2 separate regions of the Homo sapiens genome follow, and region 1 is linked to region 2. A link is a contact called in ENCODE Hi-C data. All regions are on one chromosome and are shown on one strand. Each heading gives the region's core, a stretch centred on a gene start or an enhancer-like site at or near the end of the contact. The rest is flanking DNA. Distances are from core to core; before and after follow the strand shown.

Evidence for each region. A loop is a pair of places that touch in the nucleus more often than their neighbours do. Pooled maps may share reads with other maps.
Region 1: a loop to region 2 is called in a map with no recorded cell type, with 10 times the contacts of the local background. The contact joins two enhancer-like sites. A Hi-C loop is called at or near these places in 2 of 37 single-sample maps with no recorded cell type and 3 of 50 pooled maps.

Annotation. Positions count from the first base shown.
Region 1 is chr1:31,420,053-31,424,881 of GRCh38, forward strand. It overlaps SERINC2 (serine incorporator 2), which reads left to right. Exons shown (of 10, transcript NM_178865.5): 2 at 3,641-3,802; 3 at 4,631-4,821. Among named protein-coding and RNA genes, the nearest start is that of SERINC2, 9.3 kb to the left of the region's middle. RefSeq lists a silencer at 3,598-3,697 and enhancers at 4,170-4,731, 4,732-4,829. Within about 2 kb of position 2,624, at least 16 of the 41 ENCODE cell types and tissues checked have a DNase peak (open chromatin) inside an H3K27ac peak, as active enhancers do.
Region 2 is chr1:31,010,972-31,015,812 of GRCh38, forward strand. All of the region lies in intron 3 of PUM1 (pumilio RNA binding family member 1), which reads right to left. Among named protein-coding and RNA genes, the nearest start is that of SNORD103C, 45 kb to the left of the region's middle. Within about 2 kb of position 2,545, at least 3 of the 41 ENCODE cell types and tissues checked have a DNase peak (open chromatin) inside an H3K27ac peak, as active enhancers do.

The DNA.
Region 1 (4,829 bases), core at 1,374-3,873, 410 kb after region 2:
AATGAATTTCCATGTGTTTGTATATATGTGCACACATCTGCCCTTACTCCAATGGTCTGGCATTTCTGTAGGAAGAGATTTAAATATATATAAAATGACATTTTGGTCAAATGGAAGAGGTTCTTGTAGGAGCCATTCTGGGGTGGGGTGAATGGAGCAAGGTGGACAAACATTTCCAAGGATGCTCTGGAAGCAGTGTGTGTTTTTCTCTTTGACCTGGTCTCTCTGGCTGCTGATCAGGCCCTTGGAAATCCTGAGATTTCAGGCATTAGGAACACCTGGATTTTGATGTTTAAGAACCAGAGCGAACTGAAAGGCCAAGCTCTCTGAAAGCGGAACAGCTTTCTTGTGTCTCAGATGTCTCAAATTGAAATTAAATGGTAACAAGCCAGCATCAGGACCTGACAGGGCACCTGGGCACCTGGCTCCTGAGATCAGTACCCACTGGCCTCCCTTGGTTTTCTGGTATTGGGTTTTTTGTTGTTTGTTTGTTTGTTTTTTCATCACTGGGATGTATTTAAATTAAATAAGATGACCATCAGTGAATTAGCGAGCTGGAACTAGTGTAGTCCTGTAGGCAGAGCCTGGCCCTTGGTGCACACAGATCTGAATTTGCATCCCAGCTCCTCAGCTTACTTGCTGTGTGACCTTGGTCATGCCACTTCTCTGTCTCAGTTTTCCCATTTGAAAATGGAAAGTTACCACACAATTCATAGCATCAGTGAAGCTTAATGTAGATAAAGTGCTTATCACAGTGCCTGGGACTGAGTAACCCTTCGTAAATGGTAGCTGCCACTAATACTACTTGAATCTCAGTGCTGTTATCAACTTGCTGTGTGACCTCTGGTAAGTCTCTTAGTCCCTCTGGTCTCAATTTCCACGTCTGTAAAATGGGACTAATAAGCTGCTCTAACTGATACCCAGAATGTTCTTTATAGCAGGGGTCCCCAACCCCTGGGCCATGGACTAGTATCTATCCATGGCCTGTTAAGAACTGGGCCACACAGCAGGACGTGAACAGCAGGTGAACAAGCATTACCGCCTGAGCTCCGCCTCCTGTCAGATCAGTGGCAGCATTAGATTCTCATAGGAGTGCGAACCCTATTGTGAACTGTGCATGCGAGGGATCCAAGTTGCGTGCTTCTTATGAGAATCTAATTCCTGATGATCAGAGGTGGAACAGTTTCATCCCAAAACCATATCTGCCCCCTGCCAGCACCCCTGCTGCCATCTGTGGAAAAAGTGTCTTCCCTGAAATTGGCTCCTGGTACCAGAAAGGTTTGGGACCACTGCTTTATGGCCTCTAAAACATTTTTCAGGCTTTTCTTATCCTCTCACCCACCAAGGACAGCCATGGATAGGAGGCAGGTCTTGGGGTGGCAGCTGCAAGATGTAACCAGAAGTTGCTGGACAGGTGGACTGTTTCAATTTAGACCATGAGGAATAGTTTCGTTTCCAAAGCATTTTGTTTAGCATCTGTGTGAACGAGAGATAGGCGAGGAGCATTTCTAGTTTGGGGGAGAGTAAGAGGGGAGGCAGATGCCCGCCAGCAGGGTGTGCTGTGTGCCTTGTGACCAGTCCAGAAAGAAAAGCAGAGGTCTCTGAGGAGCAAGGGGCCCCTGCCAGCCTGCTCTTTTCAAAGCTCATCTTTCAATTCCTGACCCTTGGCTCCAGCCCCTCGAGTGGGTGCCCACCGCTCTTAGGATGAAAACCAGTGTCCTGTTCCTGACTGCTGGTGCCTATGTGGTCTGGCCTTGCCAGCCTGTCTGACCTCATACTCACCGCTGACTGTCTGCTCACCAAGCTTTGGCCACGAGGGCCTTCTTAAATTCCTCAAATGCCCAGCCCCTACCCACCCCAGAGCCACCTGTCTAGAACTTTCTTTCCTCCCTTTGGTCTGGCAGTGTCTCCTCATCCCTCTGCTCTCAGCTTATTATTTTATTTTAAAATATTTCTTTTTAAAAGGCCAGGTGCAGTGGCTCACGCCTGTAATCCCAGCACTTTGGGAGGCTGAGGTGGGCAGATTGCTTGAGCCCAGGAGTTTGAGACCAGTCTGGGCAACGTGGTGAAACTCCGTCTCTACAAAAAATACAAAAATTAACCAGGCATGGTGGCGTGTGCTTGTAGTCCCAGCTACTCAGGAGGCTGAGGTGGGAGGATGGCTTGAGCCCAGGAGGCAGAGGTTGTAGTGAGCTGAGATTGCGCCACTGCACTCCAGCCTGGGTGACAGGGCAAGACCCTGTCTCAAAAAAAAAAAAACAAAAAAAGAAGAAAAGAAGAAAACCCTTCTTTTTAAAAGATACGGTCTCGCTATGCTGCCCAGGCTATTCTCTAACTCCTGTGCTCAAGCGATCCTCCTGCCTTGGCCTCCCAAAATGCTGGTATTACAGGTGTGAGCCACTGCACCTGGCCTGCTCTCAGCTTAAAAGTCACTTCTTCAAGGAGGGCTTCCCTGACATGCCACCCTCAATCAAACCTAGGCTGCATTAGCACTTTTCTGGCAGTGGGTACGTGTCCTTCTTAGCGCTTGTCACGATGTGAGTCATGATTTGTTTAGTGTTTTTCCTGCTTGTGTAAGCTCCAGGAAGGCAAGGCCTATGTCTGTTGCTCTCCAGGCTCTTAAATCCCTGGGTGAGGAGTAGGGGCTGTTTGGGGGAAGATAAAGTTTACCAGAGGTATCTGGATGTGGGGCCTGTTTCTTTAAAGGCTGGGCTGTGGACTGGGCTCCCAGGAGGGTGAGTCTCCTTTTCAGGTGTGGCATAGTGTGTCATCACCAGCCCCTGAATGATTTCAGCCAGGCCAGGGGAAGGGCTGACCGCAACTGGGGCAGAGGACCCTGGAGAGGGAAAGGGTTAGACCGCCACCTGCTGTCTAGTGCTGGTATAGCCTCAGAGCCGAAAATCATTCCGTTTATCCAACTGGTGTTTATTCTGCACTTGCTGTTTTCTGAGGTCTTAACATGTGACTGGTACTATGCCAAACACTTCATATTCCTTCAACAGATAGCCTGTAAGCTCCTGCTGTGTGACAGACACTGTTCGAATTTCTAGGAATACCACAATGAACAAAACGCAAAAATTCCTGCCCCGCTGGAAAGCGGAGGCCGACAAAACATAAAGCCTCGCTGATGGCAGAAGTCCCGCGGGGAAAAATTAAGTGGGGAAGGGGAAAGGGAGCCCAAGGGGGCTACAATGTGGAATTTCTGTTTCACTCTCACAACTGCTTTGTGAGGAGTACATACCACTATGTTACAGAAGAGGACACTGAGGCACAGAGAGGTTGAGTGAGTTGTATAAGGTCACGAAGGTAATCGGTGACAGCTGGCCTTGTGATTTTTTTTTTTAAACTACTCTCCCTCCCTGTAAGAAAGAAACAGCGTGACCTCGGCTAGCTCTCGCTTTCAAGCCACAGTATCACTGGAGATAGACCCAGGTTTGAATCTGGGTTCTGTGGTTACTGGCTGTGTAGCCCTATATGACCCAGCCTCCCTCTCGGACCTGAAAGTTCAATGGGCTGGTGTCTGGGGAACAGTGTGCTCCTGCCTAGCGCAGCACAGATGCGCCGACCTCTGGGCAGGTGGTGAGAGGTGCGCGCTTGGGCGGTGAAGGGGAGAGGGAAGAGTGACAGTGCCCTCCCGCAGGCGTCCTGCCTCTGCGGCTCTGCCCCCTGCATCCTGTGCAGCTGCTGCCCCGCCAGCCGCAACTCCACCGTGAGCCGCCTCATCTTCACGTTCTTCCTCTTCCTGGGGGTGCTGGTGTCCATCATTATGCTGAGCCCGGGCGTGGAGAGTCAGCTCTACAAGGTGAGTGCCCCAGGGGAGGCAGGGCGGCCTCCAGCGAGGGGCGTCAGTGGCTCCAGGATAGAGGGCCCAGGCTTGGGGTCACAGCTTATCCAGAAGAGGAGGCAGGGTGTTTGGGTGCACTGATGATCTGAGGTTGGAAATGAGGGGAGGAGGGCTTGAGCCTCTTGGGGGGATTCTTCTTTCTCTTAGGCCACAGTCTCCTTGGAAAATCTTATTAATCATTATCGCCCCCTGGACACTGGCCTAGGGGATGCTCTTCTCCCTCTTAGTGCTTAAGCCCAGGTTGGGGCTCCTAACTCTTCCCTTCATCTCAGTGTTTTACAGCCTAGCACAGACCCAGGGGGACGTGGGCATCACCGTAGGTGCCTTATACACATTTTAGTGTGTATAAAGATGAGATTCCCTGGGGAGTTTGTAGAAATGCAGATTCTCAGACTCCACCTTGAGGCTCTATTCCATGGGAGAGGGGCCACAGAATCTCTGTTTTCCCAAGCATCTCAGATGGTTCTGATGTAGGTGGTGGGTGGAGAACACTTTGGGAACCACTGCTTTAGACAGCGCAATAGTTTCTGAGGCTGTGGGAAATAAACAATAACAAGATGTAACTGGGGAGCTCCCTCCCAGGGCTTCAGGCCCAGAGAGGGCTAGGAATGGAGGCGGAGGCAGTGGAGATAGAGGTGAGGGGCTCCCCTCCCTGTCTGGTCCAGCCCCTGCTGGGAGAGCCTCTTTCCTGGCCGGCCTTGGGAGACCAGGGCTCTGGTTTATAAAGGGAGCTGCCAGGGTTCTGTGAGAGGTGGGGCTTTGACGCTGCTCTGTCTGTCTCCACAGCTGCCCTGGGTGTGTGAGGAGGGGGCCGGGATCCCCACCGTCCTGCAGGGCCACATCGACTGTGGCTCCCTGCTTGGCTACCGCGCTGTCTACCGCATGTGCTTCGCCACGGCGGCCTTCTTCTTCTTTTTCACCCTGCTCATGCTCTGCGTGAGCAGCAGCCGGGACCCCCGGGCTGCCATCCAGAATGGGTGAGAGA
Region 2 (4,841 bases), core at 1,295-3,794:
TAGCGAGACTCTAGCTTTACAAAAGACTTTTTAAAAATCAGTCCGGAGTGGTGGCACACCCCTGCAGTCCCAGCTACTCAGGAGGCTGAGGTGGGAAGACTCCTTGAGCCCAGAGGTTTGAAGCTGCAGTGAGCTACGATTACACTACTGCACTCCTGCCTGGGCAACAGAGTGAGACCCTATCTCTTAAAATACACACACACACACACACACACACACACACACACACACACTGTGCTGTTTTAAGCCACTAAATTTTAGGGTGATTTGTTAAGCAGCAATAACACTGTTGTGAATATGTGGAAGTATTTTTGTATATTTGAAACACTTCTTTAGGAGTCTGTTTTCAAGAAACACTTCTTGTTCCATTTCTAATATTTAAATGTAAGTGATGAAACTAAAATCCTTTTCAATTGAAAAAAAGTAAAAGACTGGCTTTTTTAACTCGGCAAAATCAAATCAATTTAGACATGTTGAGCTTACTGAGAATTAGTAGCAATCACTTATATTCAACAGTCAGCTAAAAGATACCTAACTGTTCAAATCTGATCATATTAAAAGGAGTTAGAAACTACTGAATTATAAAACCAAATGATAATGTGTTATCCAAGTACAATTTCAAATTCAACAGTAAGCTCTCTGGAGGTAACATCATCCACAGCGTTGGGTAAAATATCCTAGTTTGCCAACCCACTGGCATAAATACCAGCAGTTGCCAAATCTTCACTTAACACACAATAACCAAAAATGTAAATGCATCCAACCTATGAAAAGATAGTTCCTATCCACCCCATCAAGAATCTGGAAATAAAGACTAGTTTTTTTGACAAGGCGAAAAGTAACAGATCACAAGAGAGATGTAGAGTTTGTTTTAAAGAATAACTTAGCAGTAAGAGGATTAAATGATGTGACAATTCCAAAAGAAGATAACAGGAATTAGGAATTGGTCCAACAAAAGCAAAAGAGACCCAAGGAATCAGATGTAGCCAGTATTATCCAGGTGACACATTTAAGGGCAGGGCATATGATGCACAAAGAAGCCTATTCTTATCAAAGCAATTAATGCATCTGGTTAGATAGTAGCTTAATTACACTGGACACTAAAAACACCCAAGTAATCTCCCTGGCTCCAACTCTGCTTACCAAGCCACCTTCTTAAAGAACTGGCTTCCTCCTATAGCCAACCATGCCAATCACCAAACACAACCATCCTTGTCCATCTAAGAGTTGTTTTTTTTCCTTAAAAAAAAAAAATCAGCAGACTGCATTTTGGTTTTCATACATTAGCCTCTTGTTGTTCTGGTTAGTGTGGGGTCAATATCGCAACCCAGTCATCTGAATTAGTAATAACAGTCCATTTCAAGATCTACAAACTGAGAACCATGACTTGGGGAGTCCTATCATCCCCAGCAATAAAATAAATAGACCTTGTACTCTTTCTTGTAATGAAACATTAAGTGGAATTCCTAACTGCCCCACCAATAGTGTGTGCTCTCAAATCTCTGGGAGAAACACACACACGTACACTGTTTATCCCACCCTGAATCGTAAGTTTATAAAATAAAAAAACTTATGAAAAGTAAAAAAAAAAAAAAAAAAAAAATTCAGTAAGCTTATCTATGAGGCTTCTGGAAAACAAAATAGAAGTCAAGCACTGGTTTACAAGCAATGTCAGCCACTTGAGACACTTCTTTTAAATTTGTCTGGAAACACCTTTTTTCCTTTCCATCTAACAAAAAAGAACAATACGCAAAACCACACTTAACACTTAACAATCAATCATGTCATAAACCCCTACACCAAGAACCCTTAAAACATGGATTAAGACAATAAAAAGTGGAGAATATCAAGAAACTCTAAGCTTCTTATTTTAAGAACAGTGATAAAGACCCATGAATGCTCTGAAATCACTTTATTTTAAACTAGTTTTAAATCCCAGCTGTGTGAATTTTATCCTCTTCTGCTTTTTCTCACCTATAAAATGACCTATTGTGTACAATGAAAGAGATAACACATGTAATGACATAATACAATGCTGAAACAGTAAACAAAAAATCAGCTACTATCCTTCTTTAAAAGAGCAAAGTAGCAGCCAATAGACATCACAATACTAATGATTTGTCAATGAAATGCTCCTATGTCAAACTATCAGACACAGTGATCATGGCATCACCTAGGCCATGTCAGTACAAACCTCATTACATTAACTACCCCAACAAAACAACACTACAAGAACCATGATTACGGCTTTTCAGGAACTGCAGAGGCAAGACAATTATTGCCTGGACTTGTTTGACCATACCGCCACTAATATTTGAATAGGGATTTATCAATGAGGTTTACTGATGATCTCAACAGTAAAAGGGCTCTCCAGCAACTACTCTGTACTCAAAAGGAATAAAATATTAGGTAACTGCTTACACACTCAATACAGGCTGCACAGAGCATCTCTCAGAGCAGAAATTGAGCATCTTAAGAAATACTACTAACATGGATGTTACAACCCTGCAGACGTGATCAGTTTGATCATGTTATTATCTAGCATCTCTAACTTACAACACAAGCTTAGTTTCACTGGAATGCAGCCAATGCAGGAAACAAATGCTTGATATTTAACTAGCTGGTAAGACAGACCAACAACCAAAACAATTATTAATCTCTTAGTATATATCTCACCACACTCTCAGTACATTAAGAGAAGATGACATCAACTCAGAGAAAGGACCTTTCAGAACTAACTGAAATGAGGAAGTTTGATTGGTAACCACTGATAATCACAGGTGGTAGTCTTACTTGTAAAAATTTTGTATTTTTCACAACTTATGTAGTCTCTCCATACCACAGACTGTTGTTGTGAAATCAAGTGAGATAGTATATGAAGTGCTTTTATAAATACTAAGAACTATACTGATATTAAGTTATACTAAAGCTTTATTTAAAGCTTTAACTTATTAAAACATATCTTTAAGAAAAGCCAAGTTCATTCATTCCTGGTTAGCGTAATTCTTTTGGAAGGGCCTCAGAAACTACATACGTATCAAAAGTCACAGCCAGGTATGATGGCTGATTCCTGCAATCCCAGCACTTTGGGAGGTGAGGCAGGAGGATAGCTTGAGTCTAGGAGTTAAAGACCAGCCTGGAAAACATGTGACAGCCCATCTCTACAAAAACTTAAAAAAGCCAAGTGTGGTAGCACATGCCTGTGGTCCTAGCTATTCAGGAGGCTGACCTAGGTGGGAGGATCACCTGAGCCCAGGAGGTCAAGGCTGCAGTGAGCCATGATTGTGCCACTGCACTCTAGCCTGGGCAACAGAGCAAGATCCAGTCTCCAAAAAAAAAAAAAAAAAAAAAATCTACATTCAAAGTGCTTGTAAAAATAAAAAAAAGTCGAGGCTGGATGCAGTGGCTCATGCTTGTAACCCCAGCACTTTAGGAGGCTGAGGTGGGAGGGTCACTTGAGGAGTTCAAGACCAGCCTGAGCAACATGCCAAGACCCAATCTCTATTTTTAAACATTAAAATTAAAAAAAAAAGAATTAAAAAAGTTGAAAGTAGGCCTGTAATCTCAGCACTTTGGGAGGCTGAGGCGGGCGGATTGCTTGCGGTCAGGAGTTCAAGACCAGCCTGGACAACATGGTGAAAACCTGTCTCTACTAAAAATACAAAAATCAGCCAGGCGTAGTGGCCAGGCGCCTATAATCCCAGCTACTCGGGAGGCTGAGGTAGCAGAATCACTTGAACCCAGGAGGCGGAGGTTACAGTGAGCCAAGATCGCACCACTGCACTCCAGCCTGGGCGACAGAGCAAGACTGTGTCTCAGAAAAAAAAAAAAAAGTTGAAAGCAAACTGCAAACTAAGTATTCAACAATAAATTAGCTGTGGGCCTGGTGCAGTGGCCCACACCTATAATCCCAGCATATTGGTAGGCAGAAGGATCACTTGAGGCCAGGAATTCAAGACTAGCCTGTGCAACATAGTGAGACCCTGTCTCTTTAAATAAATAAATAAGCAAGCAAACAAGTTGTAGTACAACAATGTAAGCTCACCAAAAATAGCCATAATGACTACATGTAATATTTATAAAATAACATTAAATTTTAAAAGTAAAATACAAAATTGTACATGTAAAGACTGCTTCTCCTCATGCATTCTTCCCTTTTGGATCAAGACTGGAAAGAAAAATAAAAGCAGAAGAGTGTTTGTTAGTGCACTGGGATTGTGGATTACTTAATTCAAAATATACTTTTGTTATGATTTTCAACTAATTCTCTAATAAATAAAACTGAGATTATGGTGGTCTGAAATTCACTGCAAATAAATAAGGCATATCTCTCAAGCAGATACATTTCACTTCAACATAATTTCATTTTCTTTTTCTTTTTTTTTTTTGAGACGGAGTCTCGCTCTGTTGCCCAGGCTGGAGTGCAGTGGCATGATCTCGGCTCACTGCAAGCTCCACCTCCTGGGTTCACGCCATTCTCCTGCCTCAGCTTCCCGAGTAGCTGGGAATACAGGCACCTGCCACCACGCCTGACTAATTTTTTATATTTTTAGTAGAGACGGGGTTTCACCATGTTACTCAGGATGGTCTTGATCTCCTGATCTCGTGATCTGCCCACCTCGGCCTCCCAAAGTGCTGGGATTACAGACGTGAGCCATCACGCCCAGCCACTTCAATGTAATTTATTTATTTTTCTTTTTTTTTCTTTTTTTTTTTTTTGAGATGGAGTTTCTCTATTGTTGCCCAGGCTGGAGTGCAATGATGCGATCTCAGCTCACCGCAACCTCCGCCTCCTGGGTTCAAGCATTTCTCCTGCCTCAGCCTCCGGAGTAGCTGGGATT